2 separate regions of the Homo sapiens genome follow, and region 2 is linked to region 1. A link is an interaction called in ENCODE POLR2A ChIA-PET data of the cell type or tissue named here. Cell type or tissue: CD4-positive, alpha-beta T cell. All regions are shown on one strand. Links, peaks and the distances in the headings refer to the core of each region. The heading gives the core; the rest is flanking DNA.

What was found. Peaks named below come from ENCODE experiments on the same cell type or tissue, not always from the same donor. Only the 100,000 strongest peaks of a DNase experiment are listed, where the experiment ranks them.
Region 2: POLR2A ChIA-PET joins it to region 1 with 9 read pairs; 10 of 35 experiments call an interaction of 5 or more read pairs at or near these places.

The regions. Positions count from the first base shown.
Region 1 is chr15:100,592,979-100,599,555 of GRCh38, forward strand. The region is part of intron 1 of LINS1 (lines homolog 1); the gene reads right to left. Among named protein-coding and RNA genes, the nearest start is that of LINS1, 5.9 kb to the right of the region's middle. In CD4-positive, alpha-beta T cell, for the core only: no CTCF peak of the experiment used is centred there; a DNase peak (open chromatin) is centred at 4,023; H3K4me3 peaks cover 2,323 bases; H3K27ac peaks cover 2,500 bases.
Region 2 is chr15:100,326,541-100,334,525 of GRCh38, forward strand. ADAMTS17 (ADAM metallopeptidase with thrombospondin type 1 motif 17) reads right to left here. Exons shown (of 22, transcript NM_139057.4): 3 at 4,349-4,514. Among named protein-coding and RNA genes, the nearest start is that of ADAMTS17, 11 kb to the right of the region's middle. In CD4-positive, alpha-beta T cell, for the core only: no CTCF peak of the experiment used is centred there; a DNase peak (open chromatin) is centred at 4,281; H3K4me3 peaks cover 933 bases; H3K27ac peaks cover 826 bases.

The DNA of each region.
Region 1 (6,577 bases), core at 2,879-5,378:
AGGACAAATCCTTAAGAAAACAAACTAGGGGATTTAACTGACCACAATTTTTTCTGAAGTGGATGCTCTGAGGTTTGCACATCTCATTCTGCATTATCATGCTGGCCTGGGGGAATGTGTACTCTTCAGACAACAAGCTTTTAAGAGACACCAACAAACCCAAGTGTCTGACGGAGGGTGCACAGGATGCTGACAGGCTCTGAGGCCATCTATATGATAAATGAACGATTTCTCTAGCCTGGAAACAAACAATTGGGGCAGTCTTACTAGGTAAGTGAAGGAGCAGTGATTCTCTTAGTGTTTTCTCTTGGCAGAGGAGCTGAAATCCCACACCAAGTGGCCTAAGGGTTACCCATATTAAGTATAAAATCTATCTGAAGCCTCTGTTTATTTTTTAAGTTCTGTAAACTATTTGAATTTTGCATTATATGCCTAATAAAACCATGTGTTTATTAATATAAAATAACATACTTCCCACCCATCTTCACATAAAATTGCTGTGTTAGGAATACGAATCGTTAAACTTTATTGAGTACCTACTATGTACCAGATACTGCTCTAAGTGAGTTTTACAACTTTATGGGGGGGGGGGGTGCTTAATTATCATACCCATTTTACAGATAAGAAAACTAAGAGAGATGTTATGTCACAGAGCTTCAGGGACAGAGTCAGGATGTGAAGCCAGAAAATCTAATATCAGAGCCTGTGTCCTTCACCACTCCACCAAAGCACTCTTCAAACTTCCATTGGTGCTCCAAAAGCCCAGGACAAGAGTTCAACATTGGACTTCAAATTAAATAGTAACTCCTACAGCTTAACTGTTCACACTGTAAAACAATAGTGCTCAGAAACATTTTCACATGCTACGCGAGATCTAAAATCAAGGTCAATTACTATGCAATTTCCCAATATAAACTAAGATTAATTTTTTCAAAAGATACTCAGCAACTACAGGTTGAAATGTTAATCAGGATAGCGATTTGACTGAGTTTTTAAAATTGTATAGTCACCCCTCGGTATCTGTGGGGGATTGGTTCCAAAACCCACCAAGGATACCAAAATCCATGGATGCTCAACTCCCTGGCAAAAAATGGCATAATATTTGCATATAAACTGTGCACATCCTGCCATATACTTTAAATCATCTCTAGATTACTTATAATACCTAACACAATGTAAGTGATGTGTAAATAGTTGTTACACTGTATTGTTTTGATTTGTATTATTTTTATTATTGTATTGTTATTTTTTATTTTTTCTGAATATTTTTTTATCTGAGGTTGGTTGAATCTGTGGATGTGGAACCCGTGGATCCAGAGGGCCGACTATAGTTCCATTTAAGCCCCAGAATCAACAGGCCAGCATGGTAATCAGACCTTCAGGGGTCTTTGATTTTGGTTAATGATCACGAATCTTGTGGGATCAAATGTTGTTGGCAGTGCTGCTGTCAGTGACACGGTTTTCTGGAATTGTGAGTTTCTGAACAAAACAAAGGGCAGTTATCCCTCAGGATCCGTGGGAGATTTGTTCCAGGACTCTCTAAGGATACCAAAATCTACAGATGCCCAAGTCCCATATATAAAATGGTGTGGTATTTGCATATAATCTACACACATCCTCCTAGGTATTTTAAATGATCTCAAGATTACTTAAAATATTTGACACGGTACATTGTAAATGCTATGTAAATATTTGTTACACTGTATGGTTTAGAAAATAATGACAAGAAGAAAAAATCCATACATGTTCAGTGCCAACTCTGAGCATAGGGCTGGTTCCCCCTGGCAGCCAGCACCCCATCCTGTAGCCAAAATTTTTCCCCAATTCCCTAAATATTTTTGATCTGGGGTTGGTTGAATCCAGGGGAGCAGAACCTACTGGAATGGAATCCGTGGATATGGAGGGCTGACTATACTTTTAGTGGCTATACCAAACCCGGCAAGCTCCTCATGAAAAATCAACAATCCACTGTTCCTCCTCGGGCATCAACAGTTCATCCACATTAAAGGCACTGTGAATAAGGGTTACTATGACCTTGATTTTACTTTCTCTAAAATAACTCCAACCTTTTACAAAAGTCAACCCTAAATGGGTCATGGCTGTAAACTTTAAACTTTTAGAAAAAAAATGTAGGAAAAATCTTAGGCATCTGAGGCTAGTCAAAGGGTTCTCAGACTTGACCATAAAAGCATGATCCACAAATGTAAAAACTGATAAACCGGAACTCAGCAAAATTTAAAACTTGCTCTGCAAAAAAACCCTAAGAAGATGAGAAGACAAGCTACAGACTTAAAGAAAAATATCTGCAAAGCACATGACTAGTACCTAGAATATATAAAGAACTCCCAAAACTCAACATTAAAAAAAAAAATTCAATTACAAAATGGATCAGACATGCACAGACATTTCACCAAAGAGGATATAAAGATGGCAAATAATCCCACAGAAAGATGCTTAACCATATTAGCCATTACAGAAATATGAATTAACACTACAGTGAACTACCACTACTAGAAGAGCTAAAAATGACTCCAAATGCTGGGGAGGATGCTGAGAAACTAGATCTCTCCTACACTGCTGGTGAGAATGAAAAACGGCACATCCTCTTTGGAAAACAATTTGTGGTTATCTTTAAAAAGATATGTCTATGTTTGAATTCAGAATACAAAAATAATCTATTTTCATGGTCAATATTAGAAGTAAAAAAAATTACTAGTTTCTTTATATGATGTGGCTACTACATAGACTAATAGACTGGGAAAGTCAATAGTAGGCCTTCCCCTAATTCAACAACAGTTGGTTCAAATCTGACCACAGCCCAAGAGGCTACTTAATCTATTTTGCTCCATTAATGAAGATGCAGTGACAACTGTCGCGGAAGTTGAGGCCTCCAAACCCAGGCTGTCTTCCAGGATTCTGGTTCCCTCCACCAATCGAAACTGCACTTTTCACAGAAAAAATAAAATGGGTCTGGTTAGACAAGAGCACCTCCCTCCCCTATTAAAAGAAGTGGGGCAGATATCTTCCGACAGCATGCCATGTGCCAGTATCTTCCCTTTAGTTCCATTCTTCACTCTCCTCTGTGCCCCAACAGACTCCAGGAGATTTGGAGTGGGAGGGGCGGAAGGCAGGCTGGACTTTCAAGCTCCAGGAACTGCCAGCTCTCTTTACCTTCAGGGCTAAAGGGGGTGCTGGCGGTTACTGGCCTTGGAGTGCTACACCATCCTTCCTTTTCCTCAAAACAATAGTACTCAAACTGTGTCATGCACTAGACAGGTTTATGAAAGCAGACTGCAGGGCCCTATCCTAGGAGCTTCCCATAAGATAGTTCTGGGGTGGGGCCCAGTAATTTGTATTTCTAACAAGTTTCCAGGTTACTTCTGAGATAGTGAGAATACAAACTCTGTCACGTGTTTGTAAATTGTCTTCCTATTAAACTCTTGTCTTAGGACTCTGAAACAGGCCAGATTTTTTTGGCATGAAGGAAAAGCCTGGCAATCAAGTTATAGATAAAAGACTTAATGCTTAAATGCATTTTTCTGTCAAAGTGATATACTGGTAACAGCCTGATGATACAGGAGCTAGAAATTATTTAGACAGATAGTGAGGGTAAGAGAGTCCTCGGCAAGGTTTCCCTTTTAATAAAAAGCAGCCCCCAAATCATTTCTTTTCTAACAAAAAGCGGCCTGAAAAATCAAGCTGCAAGCATAGATACACAAGTAAAAGCTTGCATAGGTGAATGCCGGCAGCTGTGCCAATGGGAAAGGGCTACCTGGGGACCAGGCACAGATAAGAATGTAACAGAGGAAGCCTGCTGCAATTGGTTAAATCCAAGATGGCCAAAAACTTGACTGAATGCATACTCTTGGCTGCATTATGCCCCATTACCATAAAACTTCCCTGGGGAAACCGCCCACTCCCTGCCACGTACCTGAAGCTATGGCAGTTCCAGATTAACCACATTTAGTCAAGAAAAGGGTGGCGCCCTGATTCTGGGAACTGCCCACCCATTTCCTGGAAACCCTCTCCTTTCATCATAGAATATTTGTGCCTTCATCATGCCTGTCTGCGTAGCGAGCCCTGACCACATTACACGCCTCTTTTGAGCACATCCAGGCTCCTCTTTTGAGTGTGCACTTGCTTTCACTCTGCAACAAACCTTCTACATTTTCACTGTGGTCTCCCTTTCAAATTCTTTTGTGCAGAGAAGCGAAGAACCTGACCTGGCCTACTGGCAACAGTATCTTTCTCAAGTAGCTCTATTATGTGACCACTCCAAAGGCAAATCTTTTTTTTTTTTTTTAAACATAGCACAAATTAATGCTGGACATTAGAATCATAACGTGTTCATACTAGAAAAAATCTCAAGAGATAATTTAGAGATAATTCTCAAACCGTAGCATCAGAATTACCTGGAAGGCTTATTAGAACACAAATGGCTGGGCCCACTTTGGAGATTCTGATTTAGTGGGTCTGGGAGGGCCCAAGAATTGAACCAGGGACTACATTTTGAGAACCACTGCACAATCTACTTGATTTATTGATGAGGAATCTCAGCTCCTTAGGTTTTTATATGCTAATGCTAAGCATTTTTAAAATAAATGGAAATTATCCAGTGTATCAATATGAATACTTTTCTATACTTAGTTGCTAAATTATAACTGTATGTTTTAAGTGGTACTTCAGAATGAAATATTTCACTGAAAGGTTTTCCTTAGTCTTCCCCTTTTCCAGTCTATGCCTTGTCCCTTTTCCATCTGCCCCCACAAACCCGCCACCAGTGGCAGGGTAGCGTTGAGGAACTGTCTATAGATGTGATACTGTCTAGATTTTACTGAACTCCTAAATTCTGTACACAGACAAGATCTGATTTTTCAATTGATAAAACGAGATTATCTACCTACCTCAGCCAAGTAGCATACTCAAAGATTTGCAAAAATTAAATGGCTTATATGTGAAAACACCTGTATAACTCAAGTAGGAAGATGTCAATATGTCTTTATTTATTAACCTTGAAAGGTTCCTTCCAGCCTCTGGGCCTTGATACAATGCTTCTCCTTCCACCCACTTTCCCTTTTGTTTTAGGCTTAAATATGACTTTCTTTGGCAGGGGTAGGTCCTCCGGTGATACTGTCTTCCAGCTCTGGTGCCCTGTCTTACAGAATGTGTCACAATTATACTTTAACGATTTGTGCAATGATTTTTATGATTTAGAGTTGTCTGCTTGGTTCTTCCCTAGCTCCTAGCACAGCATTTGATACACAGTAGGTACTTATATTTGTGGAATACATTCCTGGCTGAAGATTAATTTAGTAGTGTATATGTAACAATCCTAAAATCAGTCCCAAAGTATATTTTAGTACCGTTTTGATCTCAAAAAACTTTAAAAACACCATGTAATATTTTAAGTTGTGAATTTTAAATTATAATAAAAATGTAGTATCAAAGAATTATAAACAGTAGTATCCATAGCAGGGATTAAGTTCTGAGCTCATTCAGTCTTTACCGTATGACACATCTGACAACGTACTTGACAGAAGCAACACACACTGAAGCACCATCTTAAAATGGCTGTGGTAGAATACCATAGAAGACCAAAATCCCTTAAATTACCAGGGCAAGAACTATAAGGAACTCAAAAGCCTCCAGTTAGCTTCCTTTCTTTCGGCGTTCTTTTTGCTGTGATGACCAAGGTCTGAAATACAATTTCTCTACCCAGCCCCATCGCCTTTTCTGCCAGGTACAGCTGAACTAAGTTGGGCTAACAAGGCAAATGATGGGCTCCAAACTGTGCTGCATCTGTCTTTATGGTGGCCCTCTTTATTACACCAAGATCCCCAGACACAACCTGCTGGCCCAGAACACTGCCTGCTGCCAACTAGAGCATAACCTGCTCATTCTCTCCACCACCAAGTGCTTTATGGGCCAGGACACAGCCTCCTGGGCAGTGGTCCTTGACCTTGGAATCTGACCTTGACACTGACATCACTGGAACATTAGGAAAAACCCATGAGCCTTGGACTCCCTAGAGACCAGCTAAATCAGAATTGCTGCAGTGGTGCTGGGGCATTTTTCCAATGACAAAGTCTCTTTCTACTCAAGAAATAAACTCAATTCTGATTGAGTCAGGGTTTCATGAATCAAGCTTCATGAATACTTATCCCAAATTATTTCACTTATATGTTGTAAGATGTTCCCATTTTTGTGAGTTTTATATTATTAACTAAGTTAATGGGAAATGAAGTGTATCTGTTAAAACCTAATCAATATTAACTTGTTATAAATATTCCGCAATCTAAACTGCTTTTACATCATTGAAAAGTTATAAAAATTAGCAAATCTGATAGCACCAATTCAATAAAGCAATTTAAAATTACCTAGTAGCACATTCTGTGAAACTTTGACAATATGATGTTACTTGGCTATGATATAATCATGTACTTCAATCATTTGAAAATGGTTGTTTAACTCAAAGGCAGGATTTTTAATGAAAAACAAATGGCCAGAAATACAAAGAACTAGGAATTAGGAGACAACTCTGTTTCTAGGCTCTTCACCAACAAGTTCTTAGGCCCCC
Region 2 (7,985 bases), core at 2,979-5,478, 270 kb before region 1:
GGGCTGTAATAATGGATTACACCTGGATTTGAGATGTCCTAAATCTACTCCAGACTTTTACCAAGTGTGTGATGGCTGGCAAAAGTCAGGACAGGGATGGAAACAGAGTGGTATCTGCATAGTCACATGAGTACTGGCACCTACGCTCTTTATGGGGAGAGACCTAAGCCTGCCATAAACCTTTGCAGCTAGTGGCAAACCCAATCCAAGCCAACCCACTTCAAATCCCAATTAAACAGAACGTTTGACCCCCTCATCCTAATTAAAAAGAAGGGTTGACCTCATCCTAGCTGCCTCTTGGTCACCCTAAGCGGAGCCAGGTGAGGACAGAGGGTGTCATACAAAGAAGTGACCGCAGAGAAGTGAAGCTTGGGTAAGTGTTACCTGATGTCCAACCTCCTGCTTTACTCATCAGCTCCATGAACTCATGTCAATGATGTCTTTAGTGTTTAAGTCAGTTTCATTTCTGTCATTTCCAACCGAATGAATCTTAACCCATTTATGCCAGAGGTTGCACATTTTTTTTGTGAAAACTCAGACCTTGGCGATGACCTTGAGCAGTAGGGTATAAATAACTCCCACAAGCTTAGCGTTCCAATAATGGAACACTAGGCATAATTGGTACAAAGCACAAGACCTGACCAACTGTGCACTACAGAGGATATACACGTATTATACGTGCAAATTCTTGCATAAATTAGCAATGCGCAGTTTCTACAGAGTTATAGTATCCACCAAATACTCATTGACATTACCTTTATAATGCTATAAATGAACAAACAATACTAAAAAATAACCACAATGATTTTTTGAAACAATGATAACAGAACTTAACCTATAAAGTAGACATCAGTGCTTCACAGAAACCACAGCTGGAGGCATAATCACGTTCCAGTGAGCTCACCACCACTCAGCATGTTGCAGGATTCCTATACTGCAAAGGCCAAGGGAAAATCACTCTTCTATTTCACCATCTACTTCTACCACACACATGTGAAATACACCATGGGGGAGGAGAGGAAGATTCATAGTTACTTAAGAGTATGAAAATGCTGGGAGGAAGATTCTAAACTGAATCATAATGGAGAAATTAAAACAAGCACAGAAGGAAGATTAGAACGTTTGAAGTCAAAGTAACTTTTTAAAAATCAAGGAACATTTCAAAATATCCAAGGTACCATTTTAGTTTGCCAAGTTCCAACCTGGAGTGCTATTTTATGGATCAGTTTATCAGGCCCCCAAAATAAGGAGCAATGTAGGAAACAGGATCAGCCTGTCCCCTCGCCTGAAGCCCCAAAGACCATTAGAAATGCAACCTCAGTAGTATCCAAGGGAAAGAAACAGTTCCCAGATGGCCTTTGCCGTGTCAGTCCTTCTAGCCACCAACCCTGCTCAGACATAAAACCCTACTCAGCACAGCGGCTCACCTAGGTTCACCTTTCAAGTACACTGAGTGCTTCATGGAGGAAGTTTCTTAGACTTCTCCTCACCTACAAGAGCCGGCAAGGCTACTCTCAGACCATGTCCAAGGCTATCATAACACAGGGTCACCAACAGGGCACGAAACCTATGGCTGCCATGTTCAGCCAGGAAGAGCATGTTCCCATGGGAAAGCTTGGATTAATCTGATTAATCTTTCTAGGAAAGATTAGGAAACTTCTAGGAAACTTAAAGAATGTACTTTGCAGATGTCCCAGTAAATTAATTTTCCCGATTTCTAAACTCCTGATGTTTGAAAGCTAATCCAAACTAGATAGGGCCTAACTGACTGCTCATTAGCTCAGCCTATTAAAAGGCCCATTGTCATTCTCAGGACAGCCACATTTACTGAATATTTCATGCAATGCAAGAAGGACCAGAAGCAAAATATGTAACTCTCCTCTGTGTCTGTGTTCCTGACTAGTGCAGAGCCTGAGTCTGGCACAACCTTAAATCCGCACATTACTCCCGCACCAAAAAGCAAGCTGATGCAAGGTTTGAGAGCAGGGAAGGAGAGATTGTATTTTTAAGCAAGTTCAGAAATTTCTCCCTACAGTCTTGCGTGGCTGCTCTTGTTTTAACTTGTTCCATCACACCCACCCCACCCTGATTTTGTTAATTTTATTTCCTCATTAAAGGCTAAACAGTCTATCAAAAGAATGCCTCAAAACTCTCCTTAGGGACAAAAATGCAAACACAAGCACCATTTATCATGTCAGTGATCCTCAGTATCACACCACTAAAGGGGATGGAAGGCGGCCATTAGACAAACATCCCATTATCTCATCTACAAGCACGCTGAGTTCTGACCATGGACTAGAGTCTGATGAACGGTGGCGTGAGCAGAGAGAACAGTGAGAAGAAGACACATCTGTCCTTTGTTTCGTTGCATGGCCCTGCTTGAAGGTGCTCAAATGGGAAAATCCACTCCCGATGGCCCACAGGTGCTATTCCTCAGGTTTAACAGTCCTTAGCGATGTGGTTTTCAACACCAGCTGAACATCAGAACCACCTGGGAGTCTTTACTTTGCCAGATGTCCCCAGGATGTCTAATTAAAGTGGTTCTCTGTGGGTGGGACCCAGGCGTGAGTAGCTGTTAAAGCTTCCCAGGTGATGCTAAGGTACAGCCAGGACTGAGAACCACTGCCGTAGAGAAATCCCTCTGCCTCTGTGCCGGTACGTCAAGACAGAACTAGGTAGGGTCAGGGGCTCAGGTTAAAAATAGCACACTGCAGGGGGCCAGGCATAGTGGCTCATGCCTATAATCCCAGGACTTTGGCAGGCCAAGGCGAGAGGATCACTTGAGCCCAGGGGTTCAAGACCAGCCTGGGCAACACAGTGAAACCCATCTCTACCAAAACAAAAATTAGCCAGGTGTGGTGGTGCACGCCTGTGGTCCCAGCTACTCAGGAGCGAGGATCACCTGAGCGCAGGAGGTCAAGGCTGTGGCAAGCCATGATCACACCACTGCACTCCAGCCTGGGTGACAGAGTGAGATCGTGTCTCCAAAAAAAAAAAAAAAGCCATACTGACATCAAATCCACACACAACCAACTGTCAGACCAAAGACCCTGTTTCCTATTAAAAGGTATTTTTTAGGTGCTAGTAATTGTACGGGGTCTTCCTCACTTTTGTAAGGAGGCAGAAAGAACAGAAAAACCCTAATGTCTCCATTTGAGACTCAAAGCTCTCTTGAGGTTTCAGAGATGCCCTCTATCCAGCACAATCACCTCTAATACTCACCTTGCCCACACAGACTAGGCTAAGGAGAAAGTCAATGTACTGCCATCCAGTCCACACACAGCAGCTGAGCTCAACTGCAAAACTTGTTTACAAATAACAAGGTAATTCTAAAGCAGTCACATAATTTATTCCCAATGTCACCGGGATACTAAACCAAGACACATTGTTTCCAATGTCACCAGAATACTAAACCAAGACACACTGCATTTTCATACAAAGATAAGTCTTTAAACTACAGAAGCACAACCCCCAGAAGTCAGCAGTGGGGTCCCACGATCTCCTGGGAGGAAATGCCACCTGTGCTCCAACTTCATCTGGGGACATTTGTAGCCCCATGAAATGTCCTTAAACAGGTGACAGGTCATCCACATTAGGGTTGTTCAAAGAGAGACCCAGAGTATAAGAGCCCCAGGTTCTCCCCCCACACTGCATCTTAAAATCACTTTTAAAAACCCTGGCACCCAAATCATACCCCAGACTAAAACAGATCAGGATGTTGGGGGACAGGCCAGTGCATGGCAAGTTTTAAAGCAGTGGTTCTCACACTTTAGCACGTATCTAAATCCCCTGGAGGACCCGTGAAACTACAGATGACTGGACCCTCCCCCAGGGTTTCTGATTCACAGCTCTGGCCTGAAAATGTGCATGTCTAACAAGTTCCCACGTGATGCTGATGCTGCTGGCCCGGGGGCCACACTGTAAGAATCGAGAATCGAATCACAGCTTCAGAGGCGCCCCAGGTGGCTTTAGTTACTGCGGCCAGAACTCGGGAGCACTGTATTATTAAGAGTGAGCTCCTGGCCAGGGCACCAGGAGGAGGGAATTCTTATCCAAGCTCGGCTACAAGGTTTTTTGGACCTCAACTTGCTCTTGATATATAAAATTGAGGGACTGCATGAAAGAGATCCTAGGTTCCTTGCAGAAACAAAACGATGACTTTTTCAAAGGACTGCCGACACTAAGACACATAGAAAGGAAAAGGAAGTGGTCTCAGGGCAATAAAACAGCTTTTGAAATATAGGGGAAGGTAAGTTCTCACTCATGTGGCTTCAGTGCACTTGGAGACACACAAAGGATGTGGGCTGTGCGTGTGTTCTAAGCTGGTCATGCTGCTGCCCCGACTCACCTGTTAGAACCTTGCAGAGCTGCTCAGGTCTCTGGGCCTCAGCAGAAGGGCTGGGGGTCAAGGACCATTTGCGCCTGATCAGATGTTCTCGTCCACTGAATGGGCCCTGGGAGTTGTTGAGGGGCTGGATTAGCACCTGCTCCTGCCCAAGCTGAATGAGGCCAACCTGTCCAGAAAGGAGAAGGAAACGCGATGTCGGTCATCCTCACTCACACACGCCCATGGCCCCCCGGAGGGGCAGGCAAGACCACCTTGCTGTGATTTGGTTTTCCAGGTCTGGGCTCGTTTCTTTGCAGATTGGTCAGATTTACCTGAGCCCAAGAGTGAGCTTGTGTGTGACTTACAAACATACCACAGAGCAGCTGCGTTGGGGGTAGGGGTACAGAGACAGATACAACAGCATCCATTTTCCATGTTGGCTTTCAGAGAAGATGAACTACTTCATTATCAAATTTTTAATTTTAAAATTATTTTTTAAGTTACTTCAAAAATCATCCCCCCAAAAGTCCACCTGGGAGGCAACACTGAAATTGTTGGGAATGACATTTGTATCCCTAATGGAAAAATGTATCTTATCCCTGGGTATATTAAGAGTAACATTAGTATTGTTTTGACAGCATCAAAACAATTTGCCCTCCTTCAGCAGGCACCTGCTGCTAGTTTCCCTTCTTATGCAGAGTCAAAATGGTAAATCTCTCAAGGAAATCGAACCCAGGCAGGGCCAGGGGAGGACCTGGTTTGAACACTGATCGATGCAGTCAACATCCCCTTCTCCTGGGAACAATCCCGAACTGCCTTTGATCGCAGATTCAGGAGATCTGGCGGATGAGTCTCAGGGGGCCATGGCATCCTTTCTTGTCTCCCTCTTCCACCCTCACTTTTCAAAAGCCATGACACACTACACCCCTGGTTCTCAAAGCCTAGCGTGTGCCCAAATCACCTGGAGGTCCTGCTGGAGCCCAAGAATGTGCATTTCTAAGAAGTTTCCATGTAATACAGGGACCACACTTGGAGAAACAGCACTCCCCACCACACGCAGAGCTAACTCCAGTCTCAAGTATAAAACTCACTTAAGCCAAATGAGATAGACCCCAGCTCTACGTTCTGAAAGGATGCACCAGTACCAAGATTCCTGGAAAGTAAATCAGATCAACTAATAAGATCGCCTACAATCTTGCGTCCCCAAGATACAGGGTGAGGCCATACTTACCGCTCTAAGCATATTTCAAGGTTTCCATTTCATTAGAACTTTTGCCAAGAAAAACTCAAAGATTTTACTGCCCAAATAAAACTGTCTCAAAGTGGCACTGCATGACCTGCAGGAGAGCACAGCTTTCCTCCCTCTCCTTCAAAGTGAAAACTTGAGTTTGTTCACTAGGAAACTTTGGGGAAACTGAAGAAATGGAAGACGGTGGCCACAGTGGGATCTGCAGAGCTCCATCACAGCTGTGCGCGATGCGGCCTCGGTGCAGAACACCCGAAAACTGCCGCAGTCAAGAAAGAGTGGGCAGGGTACGGCACAGTGCCTGGGATGGAGCCCCGCGTGGGAGGACCCCCCACCTGCTCCCCAGAGGATACGCTTCACTCTAATGAGGGGCTGCACTCATTTGGAAACACCCTGGCTGTGGGTCAAAGCCCCCCCAGGATCTAGCACTTTCAAAGCTAGTTATTATTCGTTCAGTCTAGAGTTTGCATTCACAAACCCCGGCATAAAAAGCAGTCAGCTGTTAGTTCTAAGCTGATACAAATTTTTAAAGACAGGGAGATCTCACCTTGGTGAGAAATCCTACACATACACACTCATATACACATGCAAAGCATCACTTAGCACCTTAGGGAAGGTTTTTCTTTACAATTCTCAGGGCCCCCATGTGCTGGTTTCTATAAACTTAAGGAAGAAAACAGCAATGCTGGGGAAAGATGGATGAATGGACTAGTGGGTACTCGCCCCGGCAGCCACTTGCCCTCTTGGGCCCCGACCTCGAACAGGGATGTGGCCAGGCTAGCACCAGGAAGGAGGGGTTGTACAGGGCCCTCACCCTGGGAACCTGCGTGAGGAAGGGCCCTGCCTCCTCCTCCCTCACTGTCTCACTGTCCCCAGGTTCCTTCAAGCCTAACACTGCCATTGTCAGCATGCCACCAGTGGTCAAACGTCCTGTTGAGAAGTGCCACCTATGCATTACACACAGTCTCACCCCAAATACCCACCAGCCTTCCTTCTCTCTCCCTGACCTCTCTTCCCTAAATAAACCCCCTTCCCCGCAGCCCCCTGCACTCTTACATTCCAGCCCACTACCCCATGTTATAGGACCTTTTCACGACCTAACGGTTTGTTCCACTGAGGCAAGATCAGAATTATTCCTCCTGTTTTTGCCAATGTCTGCCACATAACAGTTACTCAGAAAGAAAAAATTCGACTGAAAATGCAGTTACGTGCACAGACTGCCTGCAGCCCCCTGGCTCAGGGCTTCTCATCCCCGGCTACCTATTGTTATGATCTGGGGAGCTTCGAAAACTCCTGATGCCTCAGCCCCTACTCCAGGCCAAGTGAATCGGAATCTCTGGGGTGGAGCCCAGGCACTGATATTTTTTCAAAGGTGACCAGGAAAATTCAATGTGTAGCCAGGGTTGAGAAGCGCCGTCCTAGCTTTTCACTGGGTGCTGGAGACCCTGGACACCTACTGCCTTGATTCCATGTGGAGAGGTCCTTGGATTTGGAACCTGGGACTTCCTCTGTGGAGCTCTGCCCACTGCCCTTGCTTCTGGCCCACGACTGCGCGTGGCCCCAAAAGCTGAGCAGGGCTTCTTGGATCTGTGTGACTCCCGTGTCACCATCTATGCGGGGAAGGGAGACTCAGGGAAATGTTTGTCCAAGGCCTCTTCTGTCCCATTGATGGCGATGAAGAAACACTAGCTATGAGCCTGTGCCTTAGACACAAGAGGCCTGCAACCGTCCTCCAAAGAGACAAACTTTGTAGAAATAAATGCCTATGGCAGACAGAACTGGCAGCCCTGAAGCCCCTTGGTTTTAAGGCATATAATAAAGCCCCCAATGAAATGGTGCTCTTAAAAGAGAAATCTTCAGTTTTGCAGGATTTGGTATGCTATACTATAAGTGTGGCTCAAATAAAATGGATCAGGCAATAACTTGATATTTCAGCAGTTGTGAGTGGTTACCTTTCAACTCTCTTTGTTGTGGGTACTTGCTTTGAAGGGTTCTATTAAGACAGAGTTGTAAATCAGGCATTGTTCACGCCACACCACCTCGTGCCTGAAGCAGGACGAGCTCTCACTGCAGTGTGGAAAGTGTGAAAGACATAGAGGTTTTTATCACCTAACGTTAGCACATGTTCTCGGCATAGCTTAGAAAATGCAGTTAAGATAACAGAGAACGTCTGTCCTGTGTGCTTCAAAGCAGCATGCCTCTGTGGGAGGGGACAAAGTCACACGATTCCACAAAGACCGCAATGGAATTCCCTTTCTTCAGGAGTCTGCAGCTCCTCAGTTAACATGAGTGGGTCTCAGGTCTCCTTCTCTAGGTCAAGATGGGTTGAGAGGATAGGGCCAACGGGGTGGTGAGTTTGCTTCCTGTAGGGACCAACCAGCTTCCAAGAAGAAAAAGCCACCCTGTAACTGC